Linked DNA regions of Homo sapiens: regions 1 and 2 are each linked to region 3. Evidence: chromatin contacts called from ENCODE Hi-C or POLR2A ChIA-PET data. All regions are on one chromosome and are shown on one strand. The core of a region is the stretch at or near the end of the contact, and the rest is flanking DNA. Distances in the headings are between cores, read along the strand shown. Region 1 holds the start of CLCF1 (cardiotrophin like cytokine factor 1). Region 2 holds the start of PPP1CA (protein phosphatase 1 catalytic subunit alpha). Region 3 holds the start of UNC93B1 (unc-93B1 regulator of TLR signaling).

Region 1 (2,700 bases), core at 37-2,536, 630 kb after region 3:
AGCCTTGGGGACCACATGACTCTCCCCCAGGAAAATCATGAAGCAGGGCAGTCCCCAGCCCTGGGTTAGAGCTGCCTCCTCTGAGCGTGTTCTCCCCGGCAGCCCTTGGAGAGGGAGGAGGGGACCCCCTCTGGGAGGGTCCAGGCATACCCCCAGGTATCCTGCCCAGCAAATCCCAACCCAGGCCTGCGGGAAGGAGGGGGAGCCCTCACCGCTAAGCCACCCCCACCTCACCACCGGAAAAACCAACAACCCGAAACCCCAAAGGAAGGAGAATGCCAGGGTCTTCATGGGGAAACATTTCACAAATGGGGACGCTCGGGCGGTCCATCGCCTTGAATCGGAGCATTCCCGCTGAGTCACCCAAGAAGCCTGTGGTGTTGAAACTGGTCCGTTGCCTCGTGCTGATTAATGAATTACAAATCCCCCACCCATGTACATTCTCCCTGGTCACTGGAGGAAGAATGAAGAACCTTGTGAACTTGAGGGAAAAAGTCCCGCCAAGTGGCCTCTTCTCGCCTCTGGGCCGGGCAGTGGGCCTGCAGTGCCCTCTTCCTCCCCCGCAGGGGGCATTGTGAGCTGGTTAGTCACCTGCCCCAGCCCCAGCGCCTCGCTTAGCTCTAGCTTTTGGAAATGGGACAAGCGGCGGGACAATAGGCAGGGGGGGCGGTCAGCCCAGACAAAGGGCAGCAGGAAAAACACCATCACTTGCTCCCAGGCCAGCTCGCTGGCATTTGGGAGAATGTGTCATTGCATTTACTCAAGGGGGAGGAGGAGGGAAGGTTAGAGATGAGGAGGCAGAGGTAGGGTGGGAGCAGGGACCTCGCACAGGCAGAGGTAGGTTGGATCAGGGACCCCGCATCGGCAGGGGACAGGGGGCAGGGGGCGGTGTCCCAGGCCAACGCCTGGGGAGAAGCCCACCCGAAGCCGGCGCTGTCCCCCGGCTCCTGGGAGTCCTCAGACGGACTGATGGCCTCCCCGCCCCCTCCCCCAGGAGGCCCAGGGTGGTACCGCCACAGCCTCGCCTCACCTCACCCCCCCTCGGTGCTGTGGGAGGGAGAGGGAGCCCCAGAAGCCCTCCCTTCCCTCCTCCCCCCTCCTACCCCCACCCCGGGGAGGGCCGCTACAATTTGTGGTTACAGCTTTACACGTCAGAAAAAAAAAAAAAAAGTTTGCAGAATGTCCCACACCGAAAAAAAAAAAAAATCCGAAACCGAGCGAAAAAAACCTGCGAGTGGGCCTGGCGGATGGGATTATTAAAGCTTCGCCGGAGCCGCGGCTCGCCCTCCCACTCCGCCAGCCTCCGGGAGAGGAGCCGCACCCGGCCGGCCCGGCCCCAGCCCCATGGACCTCCGAGCAGGTAGGAGCCAGGCGGCCGAGGCCCCGACCCCCGCCCCGCCAAGCAGCCACGAGATCCGGTTCCCGTCCTGCCCTGACCCCCGGGAGCCCCGCGCCGGGGCCGGGCCAGGGAGCTGGGCTCGGGCCGGGGGAGGCACGGCTGGGCGCCCTCGAGAGGGGCCGGGCGGGGACGCGGCATTCCTGGAGTCCGCACGGCGGGGCCAGGAGGTGGCCGGGAGCGGCGGGGAGCCCGGACGATCGCAGACCTGGGGAGGCGGCAACCTGGAGCCCCAGCGAGGCGGGCCGTAGGAGCCGCAGCCCCAGAGCCCCGCGCACCAGTCGGGGCCAGAGAGTCCGAGGCGGGGAGCGAGGCTGCGGGTGGGAGGAGGGGCTGGGAGAGGAAGAGGGAGGGAGGCCGGGGGAGCCCGAGGCCGGGCGGCGGGAGGCGAGGGGAGGCCGACACCTCGGGCCGCGCCGCTCTCCCTCCCCGGCCCGCCGGGAGGGGTAGGAGGGCGGGCGGGAGGAAGGGCGGGCGGCGGAGAGGAGGGCGGAGGGCAGCGCCGAGCCTGGCTGGGCCGGGCCGGACGGGCCGAGCCGCGCCGCGGGACTCGCGGCTTCCTAGCTACGCGCCGCGCGGCCGGAACCCTCCATGGTGCCCACGGCCGGGGAGCCGGCGGCAGGTAGGGGCGGCGGGCGGCGGCCGCGAGTCCCCCGGGCCACCGTGGCCTGGGAGTGATTATTGTTTGGCGGGGGGCTGGCGCAGCCGGGCCGGACCCGGCAGGAAAAAGTCTGTCACTGGCCAGGGAGCGGCGGGAGCAGCCGCTCAGCCCGGGCAGGAGGGGAGTTGACGCGCGGGAAAGGGCAGCGCCGGGCAGAGCCCGGAGCCCGGTGCCCCGGACCCCGCCCCCGCCCCCGCCCCCGCCCCCGCCGCGGGGAAGGAGCGACCGGGCGGGAGCGGGAGGGGGCGGGGCCGGGGGCGCCGAGGCCACACAGGGGGAAGGCGCAGCGCCGGGAGGGGTCCCAGAGCGAGAGGTCACCGCCAGCAGGGAGGGCCAGCTGGCAACCGCCGCCGTGCAGCTTCCCGGCCGAGCCCCTCGAAGGAAACCTTCGAAAGAGTCCCCGGGGCTCGCCAGAGGTCCCCTCATGCTTGCTCTCCCCACCCGCCTTCCTTTCCACAACTCCGTGCTGGGCTTCTGGAGCCCTCCCCACAGACCCTCCCAATCCCAGAGGACCCCTGTTCCCCCAGCTCCCAGCCTGGCCCTCCCCCCGGGGTGTGAGGGGCTACCAGGAGAGGAGGGGAGACGGGCGGGTGGAGGCTAAGCCTTGGAGAGAGGCTAGGGGTGGGGGGCACTGGGCACGCTG
Region 2 (2,700 bases), core at 195-2,694, 600 kb after region 3:
CAGCCTCCACAGTAGCTGGGACTGCAGGCGCGCACCACCATGCCCAGCTAATTTTTGTATTTTTTGTTGAGACAGGGTTTCGCTGTGTTGCCCAGGCTGGACGCAAGAGACCATCCCGCCTTAGCCTCCCAAAGTGCTGGAATTACAGGCCTGAGCCACCACGGCAGGCCCACTTCCAGTTCTGAGGTTACTGGCATGTAAAGCACCAACTCAGGGTTCCAACAAGAATTAAGGTTCATTTATCGTCTGCTCTTCTTTTTTTTTTTTTTTTTTTTGAGACAGTCTCGCACTGTCGCCTGGGCTCCACTTCCCAGGTTCAAGCGATTCTCCTGCCTCAGCCTCCCAAGTAGCTGGGATTACAGGAGGCTCCCATCATGCCCAGCTAACTTTTTGTATTTTTAGAGAGATGGGGTTTCACCATGTTGGCCAGGCTGGTCTCGAACTCCTGACCTCAAATGATCCGCCCGCCTAGGCCTCCCAAAGTCCTGGGATTACAGGCGTGAGCCACTGTGCCCAGCCACGTCTGCTCATAAAGTAATTATTTTTATGTGCACACCCTGCAATATTACTGTGCTACTCAAAAGCTAATTATGGGGCCAGGCTTGTTGGCTCACGCCTGTAATCCTAGCACTTTGGGAGGTCAAGGGGGGTGGATCACTTGAGGTTAGGAGTTCAAGGCCACCTGGCCAACATGGCGAAACCCCACCTCTGCTAAAAATACAAAAATTAGCTGGGCACAGTGGCGCACGCCTGTAATCCCAGCTACTCCAGAGGCTGAGGCAGGAGAATCGCTTGAACCCGGGAAGTGAATGTTGCAGTGAGCCAAAGTCGCGCCACTGCACTCCAGCCTGGGGGACAGAGCAAAACTCTGTCTCAAAAAAAAAAAGCGAATTATGGGACTTATAAGAAAATATTAATTTAGCATGCCCCAAGGACCAAAGTGCGCTGGGAATTCAGCCGTAGCTGTCTTTGAGTGTGGTCAGCCGCCTGGGCGCCACAGAGACCCACGAAGAAGTGGGGGGTCCTCCGTGAATGCGAGGTCCAGGCTGTTTTTATCTCTTGAGCCTCAGTTTCCTTTCCTGCACTTGGAGCAGTTAACCCTCAGTGCCTAGCAGCCGGTTATTAACATGTTCACAACACCTTCCACCCAGGGAAGGGGTGGGAAAGTCTGTTGGGCTTTTGAAAGAGAAAAACAACTTCCACAGTCCTTCCGGCCCCACATCCTCTGAACAGGGCTGGGCGCCTCCTCTGGGGCGTAACCAGCTTGGTCACGCCCCCGACAGACCCCGCCCCCAGCCCGCCGCCGAGGCCCCGCCCCCCGGGCCGCCGCGCCTCACGTCCAGCGGGGGCGCTAGAGGGCGGGGGACTGGGCGGGGCGGGCCCGGGAGGCCTGGAGGCGGGGCCGCGGGCCGGGGGCGGACTGGGGCGGGCGGAAGGAGAGCCAGGCCGGAAGGAGGCTGCCGGAGGGCGGGAGGCAGGAGCGGGCCAGGAGCTGCTGGGCTGGAGCGGCGGCGCCGCCATGTCCGACAGCGAGAAGCTCAACCTGGACTCGATCATCGGGCGCCTGCTGGAAGGTTGGTCGGGGCGGGGGAGGCCCGCGTCCGCCGCGCCCTGGCCCCCTGCCCGGCCCGGAAGTGGCGCGCGGGCGGGCCCCCGGGGCCAGCTTAGACTGGGCGGGGACGGGCAGCGAGGTTCCGTGGCCGCAGCTGCCCCCCCGCGGACGCGCCTGAGAGGTCCGGGGCCAGCTCCGACGCGCGGAGCAGCTCCCCCCCTCTCCCGGGCTGGGGGCGCACGGGTTGCCTGGGCTCTTGGGGCGAGGGAGAAACCCGGGAAGCCCGGTCCAGGAAGGGGTCCTGCGCTGTGAGGTTTTTGGTGGCAGCCCCCTGCGCACGACAGTCGCCTCCCGAGGCGCTGAGGGTAGCTGGGGGCTTCCCCTGGGAGGCTTGAGGCCGCGGTCCCGGGAGGCTCAGCAGCAACAGCTGCCTGTGGGCAAGGAGGGGCCGAGGAGGCCTAGGCGCCCCCGGAGGTATCCATGGGGCCACCCGTGTCGCCCACCCTCCTCCTGTCAGGGTCCAGGGTCCTGACACCCCATTGCGCCCCAGTGCAGGGCTCGCGGCCTGGCAAGAATGTACAGCTGACAGAGAACGAGATCCGCGGTCTGTGCCTGAAATCCCGGGAGATTTTTCTGAGCCAGCCCATTCTTCTGGAGCTGGAGGCACCCCTCAAGATCTGCGGTGAGCCCCCGGCCCAGGTCCCCTTGCCTTCCTAAAAGTGGCACTGGACCCCACAGAGTTCCTGGAGCCCTCCTCCCTTGAGCGCAGTCCTGGCCCTGGGTTCAGGTCTAGACCTTGCATCTAGCTTACCCGGTTCCCTGGGTCACAGGTGACATACACGGCCAGTACTACGACCTTCTGCGACTATTTGAGTATGGCGGTTTCCCTCCCGAGAGCAACTACCTCTTTCTGGGGGACTATGTGGACAGGGGCAAGCAGTCCTTGGAGACCATCTGCCTGCTGCTGGCCTATAAGATCAAGTACCCCGAGAACTTCTTCCTGCTCCGTGGGAACCACGAGTGTGCCAGCATCAACCGCATCTATGGTTTCTACGATGAGTGTGAGTGGTCTGAGCGTCTGGGGCTGCCCGGGTCCTGAACCGCACTCTTTGCCATTCAGTGGGACCTTCACATTGGCCTGATATCTG
Region 3 (2,700 bases), core at 46-2,545:
ATGATGCTGGTGTCTGCCATCTGAGAACGGCCCCCGCCATAGCCATACTCTCCCACCTCCTCCCTGCCCCTGCGCCTCGGGCCCTGCCCTCTCTTCGGCTCCTTTCCTGTCTCCCACTTCCAGCCACCCACCTGCATGAATCCACCTGTCTGTTCCCCACATCTGCACTTGGGCATCGTCACCTGGAGAAAGTTCTACCTCCTGGAAGCCTGAAGCCACTGCAGATTCACGCCTCCCCCCACCTTCCCAGCAATCCTTGCGGGGTGGGAGGTGTTTGTCATCCAGTCACTCATGCACCCATCCAGTCACAAGTATTGATCACTCAGTAGGTGCCCAATGCCATCCTCTGCATTTGGGAGAGGATGTACCTAAAGAGCAGTGGGTGGAGGGGGGTGCACAGGGAGGGCATGGAAAACCAGAAGGGAAGTGAAGGGACTGCATTCTCTGCAGGGATGGTCTCTTGTTCTGAGAGCTGAGTGGGAAGGAAGCCACCTGGGAGGCGCAGCAGGAAGAGCATTCAAACCAGAAGGAACCCAGGGGAGAGAATCTGGATATTTTCAAAAGTGGCCCCGTGGCTCCAGCCAGGTCGGTGGTAGCCAGTGCTTTGGAGTGTCGGCCCCACCACAGGCTCCCGCTGCAGCCCGGGATCCAGTGCCCAGCAGGATGGGGGCAGGTGGCTCTGGGCCCCACTACATGGTTGTGGCAGGGTCCCCCATGTAGTTCAGTGGGGATCACAATCTCCACCTCCCAGGACCCACTCAAGCTCCCATTTGCACAGCCCAAACTGGAGCAGGATGGGGACATGGGAGGTGGGCTCTGGCTGTAGCGTCCGGTGGTGGGAGGTGGGGTCCAGGTGGTGACGCTACTGTCCCTGCAGTGCTCTTTGATGAGCTGTAACAGCAGGCTTGGAGGTGGGGCTGGGGACGACCCAGGCAACCCTGAGGGGAGCTTAAGGGAGCCAGGCAACCCTGGCACTTTTCCAAGGCTTTGCATTAACTCAATAGTTCCGCCATGGCCCCGGGGGTAGTGCCATGTATTTCTGTTTTACCGTCGAGGAAACGGAGGAAACCGAGGCACAAAGAAATGGAGTTAATTCCTAAAGTCACAGGGCCAGGAGGTGGCTGAGTGGGGATTCGAACTCACACCCCAGAGGGCACACACAGGCAGGCCCCTGCACACACGCGCGCGCGCGCGCGCACACACACATACACACACACGTGTCCTGGAGGAGGCGGCCCGCAGGGCGGGACAGGGCGGGGCGGGGGCAGGTCCCGGCCGCCGGGAGGAAGTGGCCGGGCGGTCGCAGGGACTCCGGGGCGACCGCCGCGAGTCCGCAGTAGTTCGGGCCATGGAGGCGGAGCCGCCGCTCTACCCGATGGCGGGGGCTGCGGGGCCGCAGGGCGACGAGGACCTGCTCGGGGTCCCGGACGGGCCCGAGGCCCCGGTGAGCGGGGACCCGGAGTGCGAGGCGCGGGCGTCCCCTGTGGGCCAGGGTCCCCCCGGCGGGGGCGGGGCGGGCCGGGGGGCGGCGGGCACCGGGGGACACGGGTTCGGGGCGCGATCGCGGGTGCGAGCGGCGTGCGTGGCTCGCAGCTGGACGAGCTGGTGGGCGCGTACCCCAACTACAACGAGGAGGAGGAGGAGCGCCGCTACTACCGCCGCAAGCGCCTGGGCGTGCTCAAGAACGTGCTGGCTGCCAGCGCCGGGGGCATGCTCACCTACGGCGTCTACCTGGGTAGGTGCCGCTCGGGGACCCGGGGCCGCCCCGCCCGCTCCCAGCCCGGCCCGGGAAACAGAAACCGCGGGCCGCCGCCTCCCGCCCGCTCTCACTTCCCCTCCGCTGCCCTCGCAGCTGCAGCCACGGCCCCCCGCGGCGGGGGTGGGGTTGGGGGGTCAAGTAGCGCAGCGTCCCCGGGTCCCAGCCAGAGCCTCGGTGTGGGTGGGGGACGGGGGTCCGGGCTCCCGGACAGACCTGCCACCGTCAGAATTGGAGGCCGGCGGAGCAAGGCGGGTGGGGGTCTGGGCTTAGCTGGCCAAGTGGCCGCGGGCTGGCAGAAGGCGTGGCGCAGCCCGGGAACCCCGCTGTCCTGAGGGGCGCTGTCAGCGGGAATGCCTTCGGTGATTGGAGCTCCCTGCGAGGCCTGCATGCCGTCTTCTGCTCGGTGGCGCCCAAAGCTAGGCTGCTCCCTGCACGCCGCTCTCTGTCCTGTCCCCAGGCCTCCTGCAGATGCAGCTGATCCTGCACTACGACGAGACCTACCGCGAGGTGAAGTATGGCAACATGGGGCTGCCCGACATCGACAGCAAAATGCTGATGGGCATCAACGTGACTCCCATCGCCGCCCTGCTCTACACACCTGTGCTCATCAGGTGGGCGCGGCTGCTCCTGTGGGATGCTGCGGTACTCCCATTTCGGAGGGGTACAGAGGCCGGCGGGCCAGGAGGTGTCCATCTGCCGGGGTGTTTGTGGGGCGAGGGAACAAGGGAGAGGTTTTTTTCTACCCGGAAGCCTGAGAGTGAAGGGGGTGAAACTCGGATTTGGGGAAGGAAACAGGAACTTTGCCTCAGGGCACATTTGGTTTCCAGCAACAGATTCACACGGGCTGAGCTCCCTCCCAGCTTGCCTGGGCCTCACGTGGCACCCTCCTCGTGGCCTCCTTGGAGGCCTCCCAGAGCCACTGTGGCCTTCAGGGTTGGGGC

What was found. A loop is a pair of places that touch in the nucleus more often than their neighbours do. ChIA-PET counts read pairs that join two places held with the same protein, here RNA polymerase II (POLR2A). Pooled maps may share reads with other maps.
Region 1: a loop to region 3 is called in a pooled map, with 4 times the contacts of the local background. The contact joins the promoter of CLCF1 here to the promoter of UNC93B1 in region 3. A Hi-C loop is called at or near these places in 2 of 50 pooled maps. POLR2A ChIA-PET finds 5 or more read pairs at or near these places in 2 of 52 experiments (PC-3 and activated CD4-positive, alpha-beta T cell).
Region 2: a loop to region 3 is called in a pooled map, with 6 times the contacts of the local background. The contact joins the promoter of PPP1CA here to the promoter of UNC93B1 in region 3. A Hi-C loop is called at or near these places in 4 of 50 pooled maps. POLR2A ChIA-PET finds 5 or more read pairs at or near these places in 2 of 52 experiments (BJ and H1).

What each region holds. Positions count from the first base shown.
Region 1 is chr11:67,372,184-67,374,883 of GRCh38, reverse strand. CLCF1 (cardiotrophin like cytokine factor 1) reads left to right here and starts at 1,286. Exons shown (of 3, transcript NM_013246.3): 1 at 1,286-1,360. The coding sequence starts at 1,345. All of the region lies in intron 2 of LOC100130987 (a long non-coding RNA gene), which reads right to left. RefSeq lists silencers at 948-997, 1,558-1,897.
Region 2 is chr11:67,400,602-67,403,301 of GRCh38, reverse strand. PPP1CA (protein phosphatase 1 catalytic subunit alpha) reads left to right here and starts at 1,444. Exons shown (of 7, transcript NM_002708.4): 1 at 1,444-1,574; 2 at 2,103-2,234; 3 at 2,383-2,613. The coding sequence starts at 1,520. RefSeq lists a silencer at 1,183-1,962.
Region 3 is chr11:68,002,692-68,005,391 of GRCh38, reverse strand. UNC93B1 (unc-93B1 regulator of TLR signaling) reads left to right here and starts at 1,295. Exons shown (of 11, transcript NM_030930.4): 1 at 1,295-1,444; 2 at 1,594-1,735; 3 at 2,217-2,370. The coding sequence starts at 1,349. RefSeq lists enhancers at 252-794, 795-1,338, 2,243-2,292, 2,393-2,442, 2,543-2,700 and silencers at 1,173-1,472, 1,533-1,942.